2 separate regions of the Homo sapiens genome follow, and region 1 is linked to region 2. A link is a contact called in ENCODE Hi-C or POLR2A ChIA-PET data. All regions are on one chromosome and are shown on one strand. The core of a region is the stretch at or near the end of the contact, and the rest is flanking DNA. Distances in the headings are between cores, read along the strand shown. Region 1 overlaps SLC1A4 (solute carrier family 1 member 4). Region 2 overlaps LINC02245 (long intergenic non-protein coding RNA 2245).

What was found. A loop is a pair of places that touch in the nucleus more often than their neighbours do. ChIA-PET counts read pairs that join two places held with the same protein, here RNA polymerase II (POLR2A). Pooled maps may share reads with other maps.
Region 1: a loop to region 2 is called in a map of B cell, with 8 times the contacts of the local background. The contact joins two enhancer-like sites. A Hi-C loop is called at or near these places in 2 of 168 maps with a recorded cell type or tissue (B cell and body of pancreas), 7 of 37 single-sample maps with no recorded cell type and 9 of 50 pooled maps. POLR2A ChIA-PET finds 5 or more read pairs at or near these places in 8 of 52 experiments (AG04449, B cell, GM10248 and 5 more).

What each region holds. Positions count from the first base shown.
Region 1 is chr2:65,014,060-65,020,371 of GRCh38, reverse strand. SLC1A4 (solute carrier family 1 member 4) reads right to left here. Exons shown (of 8, transcript NM_003038.5): 5 at 3,699-3,932; 6 at 2,107-2,301; 7 at 1,693-1,827. Among named protein-coding and RNA genes, the nearest start is that of LINC02576, 14 kb to the left of the region's middle. RefSeq lists an enhancer at 3,267-3,346. Within about 2 kb of position 2,164, at least 8 of the 41 ENCODE cell types and tissues checked have a DNase peak (open chromatin) inside an H3K27ac peak, as active enhancers do.
Region 2 is chr2:64,914,145-64,920,602 of GRCh38, reverse strand. The region is part of intron 1 of LINC02245 (long intergenic non-protein coding RNA 2245); the gene reads left to right. Among named protein-coding and RNA genes, the nearest start is that of LINC02245, 15 kb to the left of the region's middle. RefSeq lists enhancers at 2,419-2,498, 3,509-3,558, 3,929-4,118, 5,032-5,111. Within about 2 kb of position 3,545, at least 25 of the 41 ENCODE cell types and tissues checked have a DNase peak (open chromatin) inside an H3K27ac peak, as active enhancers do.

The DNA.
Region 1 (6,312 bases), core at 915-3,414, 100 kb before region 2:
TTGCTTGAGTCCAGGAGTTCAAAGCTTCAGTGAGCTATGATGATGCCATTGCACTCTAGCCTGGACCACAGAGTAAGACCCTGACTCTAATAAGTAAACAAATAAACAAACATATTGGGATAATAGTGTGGATACGGTTTTGTGTCTAGCTTTTCTTCCACTGAATAATACACTGTGGGAGTTTCCCTTCTTTTTCTCATTTCAACGCTACTTTACTGCGGATGTTAATCTTCATATGTGTTCCATTGCCATCGGCAAATATAAATACCATCTCAAAGAAAATATCACTATCCTTTCCAGAAGCTAGCTTGTTGTGTTATAGATTAGCCAATACCATTCCCCTGTCCCTGGAGCTCAGAGGAAGTATTGTGCACATTTTGAAGAGAGGGAAAAATGTGATCTTCCCTGAGGGCACTGGGGAGCTGACTCCCTGCAGAGTGCCGTCCTGCTGTCTGCAGAATCAGAGGGGATGGGGTGGCTGGCAGGCCTGTGTGACTTCAGGTCTCCACTGGGCAGCCGGCTTGGTGCCCTGTTTCCCTGTTCCTGGCCAAGCACCTCTTTGATGCCTCTTCTCCACGCACAGGAGGTGGCTGGGTGAGGAAGGAGAGGGGGCCTCTGTCAGCTCTGGTCCTGTCCAGCTGGCCAGCTCAGGGACGGAGTTCCCTCTGATGAGGTGTCTGCGCAATGCAGGTCTCTTTTGCAGATTTTACCCTCATTGCTCTGAGAAGCCCCTTCAAGTTGGAAAAACCACCATTCCCACCTGCAGCAGGCCAGTCCGTGAGCCCAGTGCCAGGCCCTGCCTGTGACGAACCTGGTCTGGAGTGTCTTTCTTTGCTGACATGAATTGAATGTTTTACCACGTGCTCATTATTCTGTGTGCTGTTCCCGTGCTAACTCGCTCAATCTTCCCCACAACCCTGGTGTGGGTGCTATGATCATTCCCATTTTACAGATGAGCAGACCAAAGCACACACAGTGCACATTACACAACTACTAGATGGCAAATCTGGGATTTCAATCCAGGCACCTGGGCTCCAGGGCTCATTTTCTTACCCACAGGCTCTACTGTCTCAACTTTAGTACCTCAGGCAGCCTTCCCTATAAAATAGATATTATTCATGCCTGCAAAAGGTATCATGTGACTCAAGGAATCCATGCACAGAAACTGTTTTGTGTCTTCACAGCAGCCCCAGAGATGTGGTCTGGATCACACCTTCTTCCCTACCTCCTCCTCTGCTGAGCCCAAGCCCAAGTCACTCACATCAGCATGGTTCATCCTCCCTCCCCTCACAGAAATCACTCCTTAGAATCTTCCAGGCCAGGGACAATCATTCCCAAAGGATCACTGCTCCATCGACTTATTACTCCTATGCAGTCAGCAACTCCATAGACCCTCGTGTCCCTTGGGCCTGCGCTGAGGGCCTCAGCTGTGGACCCCTGCTTTACTGGATGCTATAAGCAAGTTCTTGGTAATGACATCTCATGGTCATTCCTGGATGTTTGGGGGCATGTGACTCTCATATTGTTTAATTTTTCCTAGCTCTAAATCTTGCCCTTTTAGCTCCACTGTAGCCTCCTTCACAAGGCTGGAGTGTGTCTGAAGTTTCTCTGCATGGCCCAGGCCCAGCAGTGCTAAGCTCCTAGGGAACTCAGTGCAGACTCTTTTTGGTGTTCTCAGGACTTGTTACTTACACAATCCAGTCCACAGCCAGGATCAGAGGCAGGTCATGAGTAGGCAGCCCAATGGCCTCCAGGATAATGGCAATGGTGAGGACCCCTCCAGCTGGCACGCCTGCTGCTCCAACACTGGACGCTGTGGCAGTCACTCTAAGGGATGGCAGAGCAGGGCCAGCCATTAACATAGAGCGTGGAGTGGACACAGAGAAATGCAGACCATGCAGCTGCAATGTGGCTGGAAACTAAAAACCGCCCCACCATAGGCTCTGCTGGCTACGCCCTTGAGAGTCAACACACGCTCTTCAAGTAATGAATCCCCACTGTCCTCATTTTATGAGCGAGACACCAAGTTGTGGTGAGATTGGTTTTTCAAAGGAAATCACAAGAAAAGCCTTCAGTTTTGAGCCAGGGAAAGAATGAGGAACTTACAGAATGGTGAAAATCTGTCCTGCGTTGAGCTCTACGTTGTTGAGTTGCGCAATGAACACCGCGGCCACACACTGGAAGATGGCTGCTCCGTCCATGTTCACGGTGGCCCCGATGGGGAGAATAAACCTGCTGATCCTCTTGTCCACACCATTGTTCTCTTCAATGCACTTCATCATAGAGGGAAGGGTCGCTGAGCTAGAAATGGGAAAAACAAACCGCCAGACATGACAACAGTCCGAGGCAGGCTAACATGTGTCTTGTCTCAGACCCCAGAACAGAGCAATTAGCACCATCTTCGTTTCTGGCTTTCTTCTCTTGAAATAAGGGAAAAAACAGAATCACTTTAAAACTTCTGTCACAACATGAGGCTTTGGCAACTCCCAAGATACTTAAAATATGACTGCCTTCATTTACCTATTCTGTCATTTACTTGGATTCACGTGTTCCAAGTTTCTTAAGAACTGCACATTGCCTCCCGGTGCAAAACGTTCCCGAGAGAACAAACAACTAGTTTCTCTACATGTGCATCTCCTCTCTTGAGTGTTCCCCTCCCAAAAGTAAATGGTAAACTATGATTTTTTTTTCTTTTAGGCCAAAACCCAGAAATGGCTCTGTGAGCTTGGAAGAATAACTAAGTAGATAACCATAAGAACAGTACCTGCTCCCTCTAGCTGGCTCTGCGGGCTCTGCAGAGGTTAGTTGGTGCAGCTGAGAAACAGGTTTTTGTCTAGGCCAGAGGAACTTCCTTCCCTAATTTTTTTTTTTTTTTTACTCCCACCTCTGTGTTATATAAATAGCCATCCAGATTGGGAGGAAGTGAGCAGTAGAGGCAAAACTAAATGTGTGAATGAAACGACGTGCTGCCGTCCTTTGAAAGTTTTAACATATTTGGAAAACCCAGTGTTTTTTTTTTTTTTTAAGGTTTTCCAGTGAATGACAGGATGCATCTCTTGTGCCAAATGAGACAATCCCACACTATTGTGGACTCCTAGAGGGCTAAGCATCCATCCCTCACCACGGTGCCTCAGACTCGTTTTCTAATTCACATATCCAGAAAGGGAGAATTGGGCAGGAACCATTCTAGAAACTTCCCTGCAATGCATTTTTGAGTTAGGTGGGCTGCCTTCTTTTACTCAGGGAAAGGTCTTCCTAATTAGGGTGAGGGACCCGCAGCTGGGCTAACTAATGATCTGCTGACCTCTAAGGAGCAAGAGGGAGAAGAGAATGAGGTAACTTCAGTAGAATAGTAAATGAAACAGAAACCCACCCCAGGGGAATACAGAAAAGCTTTGGGGCTGGTCATTTTAAGAAATCATGTGAGGCTTGGTGTGGCTGTGCATGCCTGTAATCACAGCTATTCGGAAGGCCGAGGTGGGAGGATCACTTGAGCCCAGGAGTTCGAGACCAGCCTGGGCAATCACGGGAAGATCCTGTCTCTTAAAGAAGAAAAAACAAAAAAATAACAGAAGACCGATTTAGAGTTTTCCAGGAATTAAAGTATGTCAAGACACTGGTTGTGCATCTACCACTGGGCTCACCTGGTTCCATGTTAACATGGCTCAGAGCAGTGAAGAGACCCAAAACCCACTCACCTGGAGCAGGTAGCAAATGCTGTCGCAAATGGGGCGAGGAGGCCCAGGAGGAATCTGAATGGGTTTTTTCGTGTGAAAACAAAATAAATAAGTGGCAGAACAATTCCTCCATGAATAACATGGCCCAATATAGATGCGAAGATGTATTTCCCCAGGCTGGTCACCAGCACGATGATGTCTTTCATTTCCACGATCTTGCTTCCAACAAGGAACATGATGCCCACAGGTACGTACCTAGGGCACAAGCACAGGGTACTCATCAGTGGGGGATAAAGCTGGGGTGAGAGATGCAGGTCCTTCCTGAGGCAGAATGCAGGGACTTTCAGCCAGGCCGTCTTCATCTCTCCCTAGGATAACCCCGAGGAACCGAAACAGTCAGGGTTATACCATCCCCATTTTACAGCCTGTGAGACTGGGTAAAATGAGGCTGACCACTCACCAAGGGTAACAGAGTCAGGACCAGAACCCAGACGTCTTTCCCCTTGGATACAGTATGTCCTTAACAGAAGGATGCTACCAGTCACAGGGATTCCCAGGAGGAAAGGCAAGGAAATCGAGATCAAAGCCTCCAGGACTGTAAGCCTGACTTTTGGCTTTGCTCAGGCTTGTTCTGAGAACTTAGAAACACAAAAGACTAACACCTATTTCACAGAGTGGCTGTGATAGAAAATTGAGCCAAAGCTAGGACTTTTGTGAAGTTTTAAATTCTTTGTGGCTTAGACAACATGATTCCGTGGGAAAAAGTCATTAACAATGACACTCTGGGAACACGCCTGGAGCGTGAGAGTTTTTTAAAGGCAGGATGGGAAGGAATGGACTGTGGGAGCTACAAAGAACAAAAGTCAGTTGTTTTGAATTAATATAAATTCAGGAAGAATTTTCTAACTGCTGACTTTATTTGTAAATTTTAATTGCGTAGGTAATAATGTCACATAGTTCAAATTTCAAGGGGTACAAAAGAGTGAACAGAGTGAAGTCTCCCTCTCATCTCTCTCCCAAGCACCCAGATTTCCCCTCCCTGGAGACAATGTCACTGGTTTCTTGAGTTTTCTTTCTAGAGATATTCTAAGCAGTAATTATTAATTAAAAACCCGATAGTAATACATGAATACATTCTCCTTTCAAAAAATTAAAACGTAGATGACACCAAAATCCTCTTTAAGTACCATCCTTAAGCCAGGATCCTCCTCAAATAGACACTCCTACCTCCTATGCAATTAGATACATAGGTATGTATTTAAATCTATGTGTTTTTTTCTTTTTCACCCTATATTACATCTTTGAAATCTTTTCATATCAATACATAGAAATCTACCCCATTCATTTTTTAATGTGGTAAAATATACATAAAATTTACCATCTTAACCATTTTTAAGTGTAGAGTTCAGTGGCATGAAGTTCATTCACATTCTTGTGCAACTATCATCACTATCCAAATCCAGAACTTTTCCATCATCCCAAACTTTGAAATCATTAAACATAACAGCCTACTTTCCCCTCCTCACAGTTCCTGAGAATCACTGTTCTACTTCTTGTCTCTCTGAATTTGACTATTCTAGGTACACAAAGGTGGAATCATACAGTGTTTGTCCTTTTGTGTCTAGGTTATTCCACTTATGATGTCTTCGGGCTTCATCCACATTGGAGCATGAGCTAGAATTGTACTCCTTTCTAAGGCTGAATAATATTCTGTTGTATGTCTCTATCTCATTTTGTTTATCCATTCATCCAATGATGGACATTTGGGTTGTTTCCACCTTTACCTCATTGTCTTTAAATATTATCTTCAGAATGGAAATACCATAGGTTATTTTGTCATCGTCCTGTTGGTGGATGTTTAAGTTGTTCCCAGGTTTATCGTTACAAACGACACTGCAAACATACTTTGTGGTAACCACATGCCTTTGTTCTCTAGGTAGAGATGCTAAGAAGTGAACTGCTAAGTTATAGGATGTGCATATTTTAAATTTCAGTAGATACTGCCACTTTGTTCTCCAAAGTGGTTATTCCATATCACATTCCCACCAGCAGTCCAGGAGAATAATCTTCCCTCTGCAACAGTGGTTCTTATCCAGGGATGATTTTGTCTGGAAGACAGTTTGGTTGTCATAACTTTTGGGGCATGGTGCTAGTGGCATCATGCAGGTGGGGGCCAGGATGGTGCTAAACATCCTACAGTCATGAGACAGCCTCCCACAAAGACTGATCAGCCCAAAATGTCAATAGTGTCATGGTTGAGAAACCTCACCCTCACCATTATCAATGCCTGATAAAACCAAATTTTCATTTCCCTTATTTCTAATGAGGTTGAGCATCCCTTAAAATGTTTACTGGTAATTCAGGTTTCACATACTTTGTCTATTTTCTGATGGTTTGTTCAGTGATTTTTCTTTTTCAGTAATCAGAACTCTTTTTTTCTATATATGCAGTATGCAAATATATATATCAATTTTTAGAAATGAATGTCTTGACTTTTAACTTTGTTCAAAGTATCTTTTGCATGCAGACTTTTTATATTTTGATGTGGTTAAGTTTAGCAGCTTTTTATGGCTTTTGCTTTTTATATCTTGTTTAGGAAGGCTTTCCCTGCCTCTATATTTTCTTCTAATATTTT
Region 2 (6,458 bases), core at 2,296-4,795:
GGCAGAAACACAGACAATAAAAAGACCCAGGCCGGGCGCGGTGGCTCACGCCTGTAATCCCAGCACTTTGGGAGGCCGAGGCAGGCGGATCAGAAGGTCTGGAGATCAAGACCATCCTGGCTAACACGGTGAAACCCCGTCTCTACTAAAAATACAAAAAATTATTGGTCGTAGTGGCACGTGCCTGTAGTCTCAGCTGCTTGGGAGGCTGAGGCAGGAGAATCGCTTGAACCCGGGAGGCGGAGGTTGCAGTGAGCCGAGATCACGCCACTGCACTCCAGCCTGGGCAACAGAGCAAGACTCTGTCTCAAAAAAAAAAAAAAAAAAAAAGAAAGACCCAGTGGACTGGGCACAGTGGTTCACATCTGTAATCCCAGCACTTTGGGAGGCTGAGGGGGGGCGGATGGCTTGAGCTCAAGAGTTTGAGACCAGCCTGGGCAACATGGCAAAACCCCGTTTGTACAAAAAATTAGCCAGGCATGGTGGTGCATGCCTGTGTTCTCAGCTACTTGGGAGGCTGAGGTGGGAGGATCACCCGAGACCAGGGAGGTCGAGGTTGCAGTGAGCCAAGATAGCATCACTACACTCCAGCCTGGGCGACAGAGCGAGAACCTGTCTCAAAACAAAAACACAAAAAGATCCCGTGACTGTGTGGCCATGAATGGACTTGGGAAGAATGAAAATGAGTCCTGTGGGGTCCTATGGCTGTGTGGGATGTGGGCTGTGCTACATAAAGACCCCTCCTCAATTGCTACCATGAAGTCTCCAGTGAAGTCTCCGTTACTCACCCACACTTTTGCATGTGTGAATTCTGTTGGCCAGTGTTTCCCAAACTTCAGATAAGCACTTATCCTATAGCCTATTATTGTTCTCTAAATCAACTCACCTTACTTTTACCAAATTTATTTTATCTTTATCTCAACCTTATAAAGATAGCTATTCCTTAAAACTATTTAGACTTAAAACATTAGCTTCTGGCCTCCCTTACTCATCTCATGGCCCACCAGTGGGCCTCACTGCACTGCTTGGGAAACTAGGTTTTAGGGGAACTCAAAGAAGGCTCAGAGCCTGGCAGCTGCATACATAGGCCCACTACACATATGTGAGATGTGCTTTGACATCTGCGTGTTTTCCCCATTGTGAGGATGTGGGCTCCCATTCAAGCTTGGTGCTGAGCCTGGCACATCCTGATTGGGCCACATACTCTTTTTAAAAGAATAGCAAAGCTCACGACTCATGGCCAGGCAGTATATGATCAGTGCCATACATGCAGAGGCCCTAGTGCCTGAGGAACTCAGAGGAGGACACAGGCTTGTTCTTAGGACACTCTCTCTGGTCATGACTGTTCCAATCAGCCTGTATCAACCAGTGGGGGTCCCATCTGAGTTGTCCACCCTCCCTCTGAAATGTCCAACACCCCCATCAGAATCATCCAGACCTCTGCTGTTTCCTATTTCTAGGGGGAAGTGACTCTGCTTTGGACTGGTGGCATCAGGCAAAAAGAGTGCTCTCCGCAGGTTTGGTGCCACAAGTGGGACTAAGCAGGGTTTTGAGGGTCTTAATCACCCTTCTCAGGACACAGCAAGAGTTATGAATTAAGAGTCTGGAGGGAAGTGGGGACCTTAACTTGGGAATAACCCTAGCTCCTGGCCCTGTAGCCACTTTTCCTGTCCACATGGGGTTTCAGGCTGACAAGTCCCCTGACATGGCCCAAGGGGGACTTAAGAGGTTCCTAAGAGTGCTGAGGGTGTCACCATGGGTGGGGTGTTAAAGGAACTTCCTCTGGAGTGATGTCCTTCTCTTGAACTAGGAGTATCTAATTTGGTCCAGGTGAGCTTTTCAGTTTAGGGTAGTGAAGGGCGGTCCCTGGATCAGAAGCGTCAGCATCACCTGGGAGCTTGTTTGGAATGCAAATTATTCAGGCCAGACCTCCCACTGAATTGAAAATTCTGAGACTATGGCCAAGCAATCAAGCCTCCCCAGGTGACTGTGAGGTAGGCTCAAGTTTGAGAAACTTTAGAAATCGACTCCTTAAAAAATCCCAGCCAGAAACGGCGGGTCATACCTGTAATCCCAGCACTTTGGGAGACTGACATGGGAGGATCCCTTGAGCCCAGGAGTTTGAGACCAGCCTGGGCAACATAGGGAGACTCCCATCTCTACCAAAAATAAAAAATTAGCCGAGCATGGTGGCACATGCCTGTGGCCCCTGTTACTCAGGAGGCTGAGACGGGAGGATTGCTTGAGCCAGGGAGGTCGAGGCTGCAGTGAGCTGTGATTGCACCACTGCACTCCAGCCTGAGAACAGAGCAAGACCCTGTTTCAAAACATTAAAAATCCTCTCTCTGTCTCTCCTTCTCACACCCACACCTCCCACAGGCTCCCCACCCCGACTCCCCGCCCACACACACACCCATATACTTGGCCAGCAAAGGGCTGTAGTTTGAACATGTGGTTCAAGGAACACAAGTCGTTGCACAGCTGATACAGAAAATCCGAAACTTCCCTGCCCCCAGCCCTCCATCAGGAGTCTCCGGCTTCCACGACCACTTTCACACAGCCCTTATTGAACTCTTGGTTCGACCCTTACTTTTGCATTCCAACTGGATACAAAGCTGAGGACTGTTTTCCTATTATCTGCCAGATGAATGCTTGGATCGGTGTCCAGGCTGCCCGGTCGTGCTTAGTAATCGGAAACAGAGACAGCGGAAATCTCAAATTCTGGTTTCCTGCCGGGGAGCCAGCTCCAAGTCTGCGGGAGAGGAAAGGACGTTGTGACACAGCGCCACCCTGTGGCAGAAAGGAGAAGAGCCGCTCTTGGCCTGTTGTCTGCATTGGATCTCAAGGCCTGGGGTTGTCAGAAACCTGAAACCTTGCAGAACCCCAAAATAACAAAACTGTCATTTAAAGAGCACTTACTGTGTGTTAGGGAGGCACTGTGATAATTGTCTTATATTGTTATGGCCTCAGAGTTTCCCATGAGATGGATACTATTTTCTGAATAAGGAAACTGGAGCCCAGAAGGGTTAAGAAATTTGCCTAAGTTCACACAGCCAAGAAGTAGCCAGGCTACACATCCGCTGAGTGTGGTCACAGAGGCCACAATTTTTTTTTTTTTTTTTTTTTGAGACAAGGTCTCACTCTGTTGCCCAGGCTGGAGTGCAGTGGCACGATCTTGGCTCACTGCATCCTTGACCTTCCAGGCTCAAGTGATCCTCCTGCCTCAGCCTCCCAAGTAGCTGGGACCACAGGCATGCACTACCATGCCCGGCTAATTTTGTTTATGTTTTTGTAAAGACAAGGTCTCCCTATGTTGCCCAGGCTGGTCTCTAACTCCTGGGCTCGAGTGATCCTCCAGCCTCGGCCTCCCAAAGTGCTGGGATTGCAGGCATGAGCCACTGCATCCGGCCGAGGACACACATCTAACCACCACTCTGTCCTTCCAGTCACCTGCTCAGCAGAGAACATTCCCTATAGCAGGGCTTCTCAAACTCACACCTGCAGGAGGCACTGGGGAATCTTGTTAAAATCCAGATTCTGATTCGGCTGATCTGGGGTAGGGCCCAAGAGTCTACGTTTCTTTTCTTTTCTTTCTTTCTTTTCTTTTTTTTTTTTGAGACGGAGTTTCACTCTTATTGCCCTGGCTGGAGTGCAATGGCACAGTCTCAGCTCACTGCAACCTCCGCCTCCTGAATTCAAGCGATTCTCTTGCCTCAGCCTTCCGAGTAGCTGAGACTACAGGCACCTGCCACCACGCCTGGCTAATTTTTGTATTTTTAGTAAAGACGGGGTTTCACCATGTTGACCAAGCTGGTCTTGAAGTCCTGACCTCAGGTGATCAGCCTGCCTTGGCCTCCCAAAGTGCTGGGATTACAGGCGTGAGCCACTGTGCCCAGTCTGAGCCCAGTCTACATTTCTAAGGGCTCCTAGGTAATGTGGTGCTGCTGGTTCGTGGACCACACTTGGAGAGGTGAGGCCCTAGAGCAGCTGTCCAGTAGAACTTTCTGTGATGGTGGAAGTGCTCTAACTCTGCGCTGTGTCATACATCGCCACTGGCTGCAGGTGCTATGGAGCACCTGAAACATGGCTACTGCAACAGAGAAATACATTTTAATTTTAGTTCATTTAAATTAATTTGAATTTAGCCACATGCACATAGTGGCCTCCATACTGGATAGTGCAACATCCATCATGAGTGGGGGCTCAGGCTTGTCATTCAAGAGCCAAAATACCATGGTAGGTTAAAGCAAGACTATATAGGGTAACAAATTTTTGGAGTCATTAGAGATAGTATATTCAACACTGCTGTTTTACATATAAGGAAACTGGCCAGAGAGGCAAAGTGACTTGTTGCAGAGCCACAGAGCTGTTCCTGGCAGAGGGAAGGCTTCAGGTTCAAGGACAGCATTCTCCCTACCATGCCACATTTTGTTCTAGGCCCACTGACCTTCAAAAGAAAAATGTACATTTCCAATTTTGGGAAATCCAAGCTGGGTGTGGTGACATGTGCCTGTAGTTCCAGGTGCCCAAAAAGCTGAGCTGGGAGGATCATTTGAGCCTGGGAGGTTGAGGCTGCAATGAGCCGTGATTGCACCACTGCACTCCAGCTTGGGCGACAGAAGGAGACCTTGTCTCTAAAAAAAAATAATAATAAAAAAAAATAAAAGAAAGAAAATCCTCTATAAACAAAATGTAGCTGTTGGTAATAGTCAAATGCTATTTATTACTTTATACAACGTTTGAGGCAGTTAACCAGGTTTAAATGTTATCCAATTTCCTGAGGGAATTAACTGATTTTTGGCTACATTTGCAAGACCTGCATCACACGAAAAGAATCATCCCTTTTTATGGGATGTTTTGCAACACGAAGTTCTCTGGCAAAACCAAATTAAGACCAACCCCTGTTCAGGCCTCCCTGGTGTGTAGCTGGTGTCTTACCACATGGACTTCAGTGGGTACAGGTGTGCAAAGCAGTGATGGTACTCAGACAGACAACTGAACAGGTTGTTCTGTATCACACTGGAATGAAGGATTTACTTGATCTTTGAAAACATTTTTTTTCTGGTTGTAAGGCAATATATGTACATTATATAGAACTTGAAAATTGCGGGGAAAATACTGTGTTAGTTATTTGTTGTTGTGTAACAGGTTATCTCCAAAACCCAGCAGCTTAAAATATCAAACATCTGTTATCTCACTATCACTGAGAGCAGCTCAGCCAGGTGGTTCTTTTCTTCCTCTTTTATGGTCTCGTCTGAAATATGCTGGGTAGTTCTGACTCAGGGAGTCTCAAGAGGTTGCAGTCCAGATGTTGTCAGGGCTATTCTCATGTGAAGCCTTGGCAGGTTGCAGGATCTGCTGCTTTTTCAGCGTTGTGATCATAGCTCACTGCTGCCTTGAACTCCTGGGCTCAAGTAATTCTCTAGCCTCAGCCTCCCAACTAGCTGGGACTACAGATGGATTGCATCAGTGGCCTGCTAGGGTCTGGTTCTAAGCTCACTCATGTGGCTGTTGGCAGGAGGCCATGGCTGGGCCCCTCTATAGTGCTTCTCAGGACAAAATTTCCCTTAAGAATAAATGATGTGAGAGAAAGAGCAAGAGAGACAGTGTCCAAGATGGAAACTACAGCCCTTTATATAGCCTCAGTGGGGAGTGACGAACCTTCACTTCTGCTGTATTCTATAGGTCACCCAAACTCGCCCTGTTACAGAGTGGGAGAGGGCCACACAAAGGTCATGAGTACCAGAGGTGGGGTCGAAAATAAAACTCACCTGCAACCTCACTCTCCATAAACAATCACCGTGACATTATGAGGTGATTCCATATACATCTATTTACATGTACAGATTTTTTTCTGACTCTTACTTCATATGTTATTGTCCATATTTCCCCTCTATCTCCCTTTTCAGATGGAAATCCAGCTTTATTTAACCTCCTTTCCCTGAGGAAGAGGTACATTCAATGTTTATTATTATTATTATTACTTTGAGACAAAGACTTGCTCTGTCGCCCAGGCTGGAGTGCAGTGGTGTGATCTCGGCTCACTGCAACCTCCGCCTCCCGGGTTTAAGCAATTTTCGTGCTTCAGCCTCCTGAGTAGCTGGGACTATGAGCACGCATCACCACACCCGGCTAATTTTTGAAATTTTTTTTTTTTTTTTAGTAGAGACGGGGTTTCACCAGGTTGTCCAGGCTGGTTTCTGGTTTCCATGTTGCTGGTATCCCCTTATTCGATTATTTCAGCAAGGCTGATGTACTTCTTCCTCTTGAAAAACTTAAACTCATTCAAGAGTATGTGTTCTGAGGGGCAGGTGGGAGAGAAGGAAGAAGGCAGAAAGGAGAGGTGAGAATGGGGGGTGGGTGGTGTGGCAAGACTTCCGGGGTGACGCTGCAGAGGGTGCCTCTGAGGAATCGAGTCTCCGGGCCCACCAAGATTGATTCGTGTACCCCAGCCAGAT